2 separate regions of the Homo sapiens genome follow, and region 1 is linked to region 2. Evidence: chromatin contacts called from ENCODE Hi-C or POLR2A ChIA-PET data. All regions are on one chromosome and are shown on one strand. The core of a region is the stretch at or near the end of the contact, and the rest is flanking DNA. Distances in the headings are between cores, read along the strand shown. Region 1 overlaps FBRSL1 (fibrosin like 1). Region 2 overlaps EP400 (E1A binding protein p400).

Evidence for each region. Hi-C counts contacts between places; a loop is a spot of excess contacts on that map. ChIA-PET counts read pairs that join two places held with the same protein, here RNA polymerase II (POLR2A). Pooled maps may share reads with other maps.
Region 1: a map of CD14-positive monocyte shows a loop between it and region 2 (2.7-fold over the local background). The contact joins two enhancer-like sites. A Hi-C loop is called at or near these places in 2 of 168 maps with a recorded cell type or tissue (CD14-positive monocyte and esophagus muscularis mucosa), 5 of 37 single-sample maps with no recorded cell type and 6 of 50 pooled maps. POLR2A ChIA-PET finds 5 or more read pairs at or near these places in 1 of 52 experiments (Caco-2).

Annotation. Positions count from the first base shown.
Region 1 is chr12:132,507,558-132,512,518 of GRCh38, forward strand. FBRSL1 (fibrosin like 1) reads left to right here. Exons shown (of 19, transcript NM_001367871.1): 2 at 596-793. Among named protein-coding and RNA genes, the nearest start is that of FBRSL1, 20 kb to the left of the region's middle. Within about 2 kb of position 2,779, at least 2 of the 41 ENCODE cell types and tissues checked have a DNase peak (open chromatin) inside an H3K27ac peak, as active enhancers do.
Region 2 is chr12:132,076,282-132,081,579 of GRCh38, forward strand. EP400 (E1A binding protein p400) reads left to right here. Exons shown (of 53, transcript NM_015409.5): 52 at 235-312; 53 at 1,120-4,179. The coding sequence ends at 1,392. Among named protein-coding and RNA genes, the nearest start is that of SNORA49, 48 kb to the left of the region's middle. Within about 2 kb of position 3,128, at least 5 of the 41 ENCODE cell types and tissues checked have a DNase peak (open chromatin) inside an H3K27ac peak, as active enhancers do.

The DNA of each region.
Region 1 (4,961 bases), core at 1,529-4,028, 430 kb after region 2:
TTACAGGGGGCCTGGGGGTGTCCCCAGGGTCTGGTAGCCCAAAGGTGAACACGGGGAAGCATCTCTGTCCCAAATCCACAGACCCGTCTGGGAGCACTGGCCAGAACCCCTCAGGCCCTCTGGAATATGGTGTCACCTGGGGGAGCACTTCCTGTGGGCTGTCACCTGGGGGAGCACTTCTTGTGGGGCCTGGGTGTCCCCTGGAGAGGCTCCTGTGGTCCCTGGCCCCCACTGCAGGGCACTCGCTCTTGAAAGGTAGCCCTGGTCTCAGCAGGGAGGGGCAGTCCTGGGCAGCCCTGGGCTGGCCTCCTGTGAAGCTTACTGGAGACTCCCTGCTGGACTAAGCTTTTTCTCGTCTGGCCCCTTCGATGGCTGAGCCCTGGGAAACTCCCATCCCCCATCCCGCAGCAGCATCTCACCTGCCATCGTCCTTCCCCTCCCATCCCCCGTCCCACAGCAGCCATCTTCCTTTCCCTCTGAGGTGCCCCTCCCAAGTGGGGAGGCTCCTTCCCAAGAGCTGCTCAGGTGGGTGCTGTCCTGGGCCCAAGGCCCTGGGGTCCCGCCAATTAACTGGCGTTTCCCTGTCTCCCTGCAGAAGGATATGGCCCTGAAGCCACATGAGCGGAAGGAGAAGTGGGAGCGTCGTCTCATCAAGAAGCCCCGGGAGTCGGAAACCTGCCCCCCTGCGGAGCCCAGTGAGAACAGGCGGCCCCTGGAGGCAGGCAGCCCCGGGCAGGACCTCGAACCCGCCTGCGATGGGGCGAGAAAGGTCCCACTGCAGCCCTCCAAGCAGGTGAGCAGGTCCCTCCCCGACCGGAAGCTCTGCGGCGGGTCAGTGCTCACCGCCCCAGGGCCATGCCAGCACCTGGACACCACGCCACGTGGCCCCCGGGCCTGCCTGGCAGCGCGCCCATCGTTGTCAGGCTTGGGGTGCAGGACACGTGGACAGGGCTGGGGCCTAGCAGAGGCAGGAGCCGGCTGGGTCACGGAGGGGCCGTGACGTGCCCAGGGCCACAGCAGGAGAGGTGCCTGTCTGGGGCAGCAAGGCGCGCGTTCCGGGCTGGGGCGCCAAGCTGATAGGCCGGCCCCGTTTCCCTGCCGTGTCCATCAGGCTCCGCCGACTACAGGTGTCCAGAGTGTCTATAAGGAGGGGGTCCAGGCTCATTGCCGAGGGCTGTCCTGTCCACACGCAGCGCCATCCGCTCACGTGTGCGGCGTGGGGAAGGGAATACTTGGTCCCGGCAGTGGCTGCAGGCACGTGACTGTGGTCAGTGGTCAGGTGCGTGGCCCAGCTGGGAACAGGGCTCTGCCTGCCCTGCCCAGGGGCCTCCTGCCCAGGAGGGGCTGTCAGAGCAGGTGGGGGCTTCCCCAGCGCGTGGGGCTCTGTCCTGGGTGCAGCTCAGCCTGCAGCTGCTTCCTCCGCGGGGGTCCGCTGGTGTGCGCCTTCCTTCCAGGGTGGGGCTCTGCGCGGTGTCCTCGGCTCTCCTCGGCCCCCTTGGGAATTGGGCTGCTGGAGAAGGGCAGCATGCCTCCTGGGCCCGGGCTGGACGGGGGTTCCGCGGGCGGTGACACCTGCCCAGGTGGACACGTGCTCTTTCTTCCATGCAGGTGTGCTCCCCAGAAGGGGGGCCGCTCCCAGCCAGCCACTGGGACCAGAACGGCCCGGCCCAGCGCCAGCAACAGCTCCAGCCCAGCCAGTCCAGCCAGCCCCAGGGGTCCCTCCCAGCCCCGTCGGCACTCCCGGACCCTGGGCAGCCCTGCCAGCCCTCCCAGCGGCCACTCCTGGGTCAGCGCAGCTGGCCCCAGCGGTCACTTCTGGGCCTGAAACAGCCCTGCCAGCCCCGGCGGTCACTTCTGGGCCCCGGTCAGCCCTGCCGGCCCCAGCGGCTCCTTCCATCCCCAGATCAGCTCTGCCAGCCCCAGCGGTCACGCCCGGCCCAGCCCTGCCGGCCGCATTGGGCACTCCCAGGCCCCAGGCAGTGCTGCAGGCGCCTGCGGTCCCTGCTGACCCCGTGTCACCACTGCCGGCGCCTGCGGTCCCTCCTGGCCCCACGGTCCCTCCTGGTCCCCTGCCTCTACTGCCGGCGCCTGCGGTTCCTCCTGGCCCCAAGGCACCGCTGCAGGCGCCTGCGGTCCCTGCTGACCCTGTGGCACCGCTGCCGACCCCTGCGGCCGTGGGCCAGCCCGTGTCACTGTGGCCAGCCCGGTAGGGCATCCTCAGGACAGCGCAGCCGGCCCCTGTGGTCGCTGCTAGCCCAGTGCCAGCGGTACCAGCCCCCGCGGCCACTCCTCACCCTCCGACCACGCCGACGGCCCGCCAGCTTCCTCCCAGGACAGTGCTGCTGCCCCCGGCGGGCCTTCCTAGCCCCGTGTCAGTACGGCCAGCCCCGAAGGTCCCTGCTGGGCCAGCCCAGCCGCCCCCGGCGGTCGCTGCTGCGCCCCAGGCAGCCCCAGCGGTTAGTGGAAGCCCCAGAGCAGCCCGGCCCACTCACGCCTTCACTCCTGGGCCCGGGACGGCCGAGGCAGCAGAAGCAGCCGCTCATGGGCCCGGAGCAGCCCTGCCCACCCAAGCGGCCGCTCATGGGCCCAGAGCAGCCCTGCCAGCCCCTGCGGCCGCTCATGGGCCCCAACAAGCCCTGCAAACCCCAGCCGTTGCTCCCCATTCCCGATCGCCCTTCACTCCTGGGGCAGCCGGGCCCACCCTGCCGGCCTCTCCTGGGGCTCCTGTGCCAGCCGCGGCGGTCCCTATTGGATCTGGTGCCGGCCCGTCAGCCCCGGCTCTCGCTCCTGGCCCTGGGCCATCCCTGCCGGCCCCTGCGGTCCCGGTGGACCCGATCCTGTGCCCCCGGGATGGCCCGTCAGGCCCCATCTGTGAGCCCTGGAGCCTGATGCCTGCAGGCACCTCCCCATATGGGTTTTCCAGCCCACTCCAGTGTGATCTGCACCCTGGCAGGGCCCCAAGGGCCAAGGCCGCATTGCCCTTCGGGCTGGAGATGCTTTGCCGGACTAGCCTGAGGCCTTGTCTAGACAGGGCTGAGCTGTTTGTCGTTGGAAATTGAGGCTCGGCCAGAGGCGGGAGCCCCTACAGTGCCACGATCAGGCTGAGGCTCACCACACCAGGAAGAGAGATGAACCCGCGTCTGCCTGCCGCCCCGCCATGCTCCCTCTCCCCCCACTGGCGTCACAGTGCCCCCACCCGCGTTGCTGCCTGTGGTGTGCGTGCCCTGGGAGGGGAACACAGCCCCTGAGGGCGGGGACCTTGCTGGGGGCCCCTCAGCGTCTTTCTGTGCCTCTGAATTGCCAATACTGTCCTTGCATCTCTGAGTCTACGTGCACGCTTGCCCCTGGCGTGCCACCTGTGCGGAGCGCGTGAGCCTGGTGTGTGCGTGCTGTGTGTGCATGTGTGCGAGAGGGTGTGAGAGTGAGTGGCGTGCTGGGCATGAAGGATCTGTGGGGTGCTGCAGTTCCTGCAGAGTGGCCCAGTGGCGAATGGTGAAGGTGTGGGTTTCAGTCCAGGCCCTCCCCCTGGTAGTCAGGAGGTGCTGGTGTCCACCTCCAGGGCCCCCAAGCTACAGGGGGCACATGGGCCCATCTGGTGGGTCAGGACCTGCAGGGGACCCGGAGGCTCCCACCCCCACCTCTCAGGACTCTGCCTCCACCACCCCCGTGGGCATGCACTGAAGGGTTGCCTGCAGGGTCTCCAGGCGAGGGGGACCCCACAGGGTGGGCAGCGCCTTCTCCCGGCTTCCCCACAGTCCCCTGCAGCGTCCCGTCTGGCTGTTGACCTACATGTGGTCGGGCACACCTCACACTACAAGGCTACCCCTGGGCCCATCCCTGCCCCTTCCACGGCCCCCACCTGTGGTCAGGTGTTGCCACCCCCTCAGGACCTGGTCTCAAGGCAGCCCCACTCGAGTCTTCTGGAGTCCAAGGCACGCCACTCGCCCAAAAGGGAGGGGGTGTTTGGGGGGGCTTTGACTGTCTCCAGACCTCAGGGGAGCTGGGCAGGCTCTAACCAGTGGTCCTCCAGAGAGCAGCGTTGACCACCTGGACCCCTGCGCCACGTGACAGGAGGCTCTGGTCCTGCAGGCCTGGTCTTGCCCAGCTGGGCTGCCTCAGGTGTCAGGAAGGGGATGGGTGTCCCTGGCTCCCAGGCCAGGCAGCTGCTGACCTCCAGCACCCCGCACTTGCTCATGAGGACCCCACCCCCGCAGGCCCTCCCGGGTCCTGACCAGCCTCTGGTGCAGCATCTGCTTTGGCCTCCGGGCCCCCTCGCTCCCCACCCACCCGGGCCCCTTCCTCCGGTGCTCACCTGGGGCCTCCATCCCAGAAGCGCAGGGCTTATTTTTCTGATTAAAGAAAATAAAAAGTGCCGTGCCACTATTTTTTATAACAGCATCAGCGTTTGTAATTTAAACAGACGAGCATGTGTCTTACGTGATTTATTCCCACAAAGGGCTTTTGTGCTGGGCTTGGCTCGGGATTCATTGCACTCTGACCGAACAGAGGGGAGACCTGGAGCATCTGTTCCTGACCTTCCTGCCCACCCATCTGAGGCCTGGAATGGGGGTTTGTACTGTGCTCAGCATGGGGGCACCGGCCTCCAGATCCCCCCACCGCAAGGCTACTGTGTGGGCCAGTGTGACAGGGGTCGAGACCCCCCTCTCGGCTCATGCCTGGGGGGCACCCATCCCCGGGATCAGTGTCCTGGGGACTGGTGAGGGAGGGTGGTTCAGCTCAGAGTCCTCTGCATGGCCTGGGCACGCGTGAGGGAGCATGGTTCAGCCCAGCATCCTCTGCACAGCCTGTCAGGTGCTTGTGTTCTGCTCACGGAAGGCCGGGGCATGGAGGGGCCGAGTCCTGGCTGCAGCGCCCTGGCTGAGCTCCAGGCTGGACCTGGCACACTTGGGGTGCGGGCTTGGAGGGCGGTGCCATCTCAGAGTCACCCACACAAGCCATTG
Region 2 (5,298 bases), core at 1,878-4,377:
AATAAGCTTAAATGATGAGTGATGGCAAATTGGGGAGGCAGTCAGTTGACTCACCATGCAGTGGAACGACTTGCTCTCTCACTGCTGCAGGTGGGCACACTACGAGAATTGCTCTTCTGTGTCACCTGGTCATTGTGTTTTTTGCATTAACTGAGGACAGAAAGGGAGGAAAAATCTCTTTTTGTGCACATACTCCTTTGAATTGTATGTTTGGCTTTTTTTGTTTTGTCAAAGGTTGCAAAACTTCCTCAAGTTGTTCAACAGCAAACACCCGTGGCCAGCATCCAGCAAGTTGCCTCTGCTTCCCAGCAGGTAGGACGCATAGACAAAGTGGAAACCTCACATTTCCCAGGTCAGAGAATGGGTTGTTTTCATCTGAGGTCATGATTAGGGAATCACTTTTGATTTTTGTGATACACACAAAAACATTAACTTCAGGGGAAAAACTAGATACACTTAATAATGAGAAGAGTGAACAAGCGTTTAGAGGTTGTGTCAGCCATACTGAGGGAGCCTCACCTTGGGCTCATTCCCAGGACCCTTCATTCACTGATCATCGCGGGTGTGTCCTGCAAGTCGCAGACACTGCCCTGTGGTTTTAGGGAGGCACAGGCCTCAGGCAAGCAGGCTCCGCTCGGGGCCCGCCCTTGAGCAGAGGCGCTGTGGGCACAGTGGCCTTGCCTCCCACAGAAGCCCTTCAGGCGCTTTCACTGTTGTCACTGATGCTCCACAATATGACTCTTTAGCACAGTGCTTTAAATGTAAAGCGGTGCTTTAAACTTTCTAAATTTTGTTTAAAGTCACACTGGCATATAGATTTCAAGAAACCAAACTCTATTAAAAGCTTTACTACAACAACAAAATCAGTCCCTGACCCAGCTCTCACCCTTTTCCCAAGAGGCATCTGGTGTTAGTCTAAAAGCAACCATCTTTTAATTTTCCACTTGTGTTTAATTGGAAACCAGAGGTCATACTGTTGTGTGACTGGTCATTCTTCCGTGTCATAAAAGCATAGTCAGTGAAGTTTCTCGAGTCCTCCCCATCCCAAAGAACGTCCATTTTCCTGTCCCTGGACTGAGTTTCCTGGGCAATGTGTGTTTTCTGACTCTCTCGGCTCAGGCTTCTCCACAGACTGTGGCGCTCACGCAGGCGACGGCGGCCGGGCAGCAGGTGCAGATGATCCCTGCAGTGACCGCGACTGCCCAGGTGGTTCAGCAGAAACTCATTCAGCAGCAGGTGGTGACCACGGCGTCGGCCCCGCTCCAGACTCCAGGCGCTCCCAACCCAGCCCAGGTGCCCGCCAGCTCCGACAGCCCAAGCCAGCAGCCCAAGTTACAGATGAGGGTCCCTGCTGTCAGGCTAAAGACACCTACTAAGCCTCCGTGCCAGTAGTCAGGGCAGCAGGGCTGCCTCTCATCTAAAGCAAAACTACCTTCCTCACAGAAAACGCTTTATTAGTGAACCTTGGGACCATGTCACGCAAGAGATTCAGCACTGGGAAAGATATAATTGAAACAAAATAGTGTAATCATTTTATTAAAATGCATCCCACACTGCAGGACAAATGGTCCTTATGGAGTGCCGCGTTCTCTGTACTACGTGGCTCATGGAAAAAGTGACAACATGGCTTCCTCTAAATCATTTCACCTTTCAGTCCCCACCCGCACCCGTCCCCTAGAGCCATAGTACTGTGTTCTGAAAGCCATTTAGAATTTCTTTGTGAGCATGTAGTGCTTTGCACGCCACAGAAGCCGTCTGCCGTGTGTGAGGAGCATACAATGGACTTTCTAAAGATAAGGCGTGGGCTTCCACAGTGTCTGCCAGAGTTTAGTTCTTTATACCTTACTGAAAAATGCCTCGTGGTCTTCGCAGAGGGGAAGGCCTGTCTAAAGTCAATCATCCGAGATGGGTTTTCCATTCCAAAGAAAGGCAATATGGTTCCTTCCTTCCCTCCTAAAATATGACTTAACTTTTAAGAGAAATGTTCTGACACCCACCTAAACACACAAGGCACGTTCCTGGCCTGTGTTCAAGGGAAATGATCAGTCATTGCATTGTTATTCCAAAGAGCAGCCAACAGTGGCCTCCCCCAGGCCCTACCCTGCAATGGGATTCGCTTTCATTTAATGGAAACTTCTGGGACTGATGCCCAACTCAGTGCACTCAAGACGCATCTCCAGTTTTCGGGGGAAGCTGGTATTTGACATAGTGTGTTAAACAGCTCCTGAGAACCTTTGGGACACTCTGCCATGGCTGGCGTGAGGCCCAGAGGACCACGCAGAGGCAATGGTAGTACAGATGTCACAGCTGAGGGTACGATGAGGCCTGGGCTCAGTGAGCCAGGACGAATGTGACAGACACCCCTTGCTGCCACAGTCAGCCCTTTGACGAAGGTGGGCTGGTGATTCTGGAAGTATTGGCTATAGCGGTGGGCCCAGTCAACTCTTCCTTGTGGACTTACGACAGCAGATTTTCTCTAGGATAAGCTTGTGTGGTTCTGCCAGTGAAGCAGAGAACCACCTGTGCTGTTGTGGAAGGCGTGCCGTTGAGGGGGAAAACGAAGCCCAGTATTTGCTACTGTTTTTCCTTTTTTTACTATGACAGGAAAATAAATGCAATTTTAGTGGAATTGATTGACAGTGTCTCCTTACTTTGAAGTTTTCACCAAAGCAAAAAGGTCCATATCCAATAGTATCCTTTGTGCTGTGGCTTGATTTTGGCCTATTTTACATTATTTGGTCCAGGAAATTAGGTTATATTAGGTTTTTTGTATACTAAAAATCAGTTATGGCACAATAAAGATTTTCTGTTTTTAAATTGTATTTCATCTGCTTCCTCCCCATTCTCTCACTTTAAGTGACATTGAGGAAGGTATTCTGTCCCACAGGTTTCTGTGGACAGCGATACAGCAGGAGTCAGTGAAATCAACTGGGGAGCTCACTTGAGCTCTTGATAAGAAATGTGGAGAAAAGTAAAAACCAAGCTTTGAAGAAACAGAAGAAATTAATCTTTTAGTTAGTTGAACATACCAAAGCAGAGGACTGGAATCTGTTTGTTCTAACCAACCCGTTCTCCCTGGCTTGGCACGTGCCGTGAGAGCGCAGCTTGCCGGAGGGAGGGCCGCTGTGTGCGCCTCACATCTGGCTCCCAGTGGAAACTTTTACTCCTCCTCATCCGCAGATGTGATAGAACTGAAGTATCTAGGAATTCTGCCTTTGTCATTTGTTTTAATTTGTGTGCCCTGTTCATTTTTTTTGTCTTTCCCAAATCTTGGTAGTCTCCTTATAGTTGAAGATAAAATGTTGAGTGCACTTATTTTAGAATATCCTAGACATAACTGTCTAAGTAAAAGCGCTCTATTAATCTAAAACACTACAAGAGAATTTAACACCATCTCTCAAATGCTTTTTTGGAGAGCTTAATGGGATTCTGAATATTTGCAATGTGGAGTTTCCGCCCCGATCTCACGTCAGTGAGGGTCTCCTGTCTCTCAAGTGTGTTTCCTTTGGCTGTTCCCTAATACAAAACACGGACATATTTTTACTCGTAGCACTCAATTTAGTAACTTCTAGATGCTACCGTTGACCTGAGTTAAATTCATTTAGTCGTGTACGTAAAAACTCTCCTTTTAGTGTGTTATTTTCTTGGCCTTCCCTTTTAAAGGTTAAAGTTTCTAACCTAAGAATTAAGTACGCGTTCAGGAAGCTGTTGTCTAGGCCTTCCCCTTGTGAATCTGGGTTCATTCCAATACGGCAAGTAAGAGTTGGAAACTTTGAGAACACAGACTATAAAGGCAGCAGCCCGAACACTGTCAGACTCTAATTGGCGACCCTGGGAAACAGTTGCCCTGCTATTCTTTAAAGAAAGACGTTTATTCTGATGATAAAAACAGTTAGCCAGACTGTTTTTAAAGCACCTGGCGGGAAGCAGAAGGTTGGATCCAAGCCCTTGTTCAGATTTGGTGCCTGATAAGACAGGGGTTTCTCTTTTTGTGACCTTTATTATTATTATTTTGTTAACTGTTGTAACCAGTTAGCTGTTGTGTTTTAAGATAGAAAGGAACAAGACTAAAATTGTAAATACTTTGTAAACATCAGCATTTGTACTTGAATAGTAGGATTTTAAAGGGCATTGATAGCATACCAAACAAAAGGCAAAATAAAGTGACCTTTTTATATATTTTTTCATTTTGTCTTTCATAGAAAACTGGTATTTAAGTTAAATGAGATGCTGAATTTTTCATTTGTGTGAAGAAAAAACCAACAAGTAATGTTGGAGCCAGAGGTGTTCCCCTCACCCACTCTTCCGTGGCCATAGAAGGACCTGGAAGGAACAGAAATCACATTCACCAAGTCCACCAGGCAGCCGCTTCCCAAAGCCGCACGTGGAGGAAAGAGCTGGCACCGCCCTGCCCCATGTGGCCTGCCACCCTCACAGCACCCGTCGTCAATGTCCTGGGGGCCACACTGGCACCAGTGTCCTTCCACACCCAGTCTGTGTGCCCAACTGGCACCAGTGTCCTTCCACACCCAGTCTGTGTGCCCAACTGGCACCAGTGTCCTTCCACACCCAGTCTGTGTGCCCAACTGGCACCAGTGTCCTTCCACACCCAGTCTGTGTGCCCAAGTAAGGGCAGGGACACCGGCTCACAGGTGCTCACCACCGAAAACGCCTGTGAGCAGATGGCCTGCGAGTTGTTGCTTCTCTTTTTCTTCTGCTTTTAGACTTTTCTTCGTTTCGTTTTAAATCTGATTACAAAAATCAACGTACACTTTTAATTGAAAACGCACACATTACGCAAAGTAAAGAAGCATCCCAGAAGCCCCTTAGTTTCTGTATCTTTTCTCCCACCACAAAAACGGGGGTGCACGGGCACTTGGCCCTGCAGCTTTGGGCTTCCACCTCCGGTCTTCCAGATTGAAAGCTCCCAGGGTCTGGTTGCACACTTCGTGTCTGCAGGTGATAGTGCAGATACCAGGGTGGGCGAGAAAGCCAGCTGCAAAGCCCGGCTGGTGCTCCCTGGCCTCTGGGGGTCTGTACTGCAGTGCCTGGTGCACCTGCGGCTCCATGCCTACCAGCCACATAACCAGGGGCAGGTGACTTCCTCCTTCAGGGCCTCTGTGTCCCCATGTCCCCTCTCCTAAGGTGGCTTGAGGATCCAGTCCAATGTTGGGTGCTGCACTTGGTGTCTGTCTTTTATACTCCCAACGAAGAGGACTGCAGGTTTTGCAAAGCCTACTGTTTCTGTCATCCTGACCCTACCATCACGTCTTTGCCAAGTGTGCCTGTGGCAGCAGG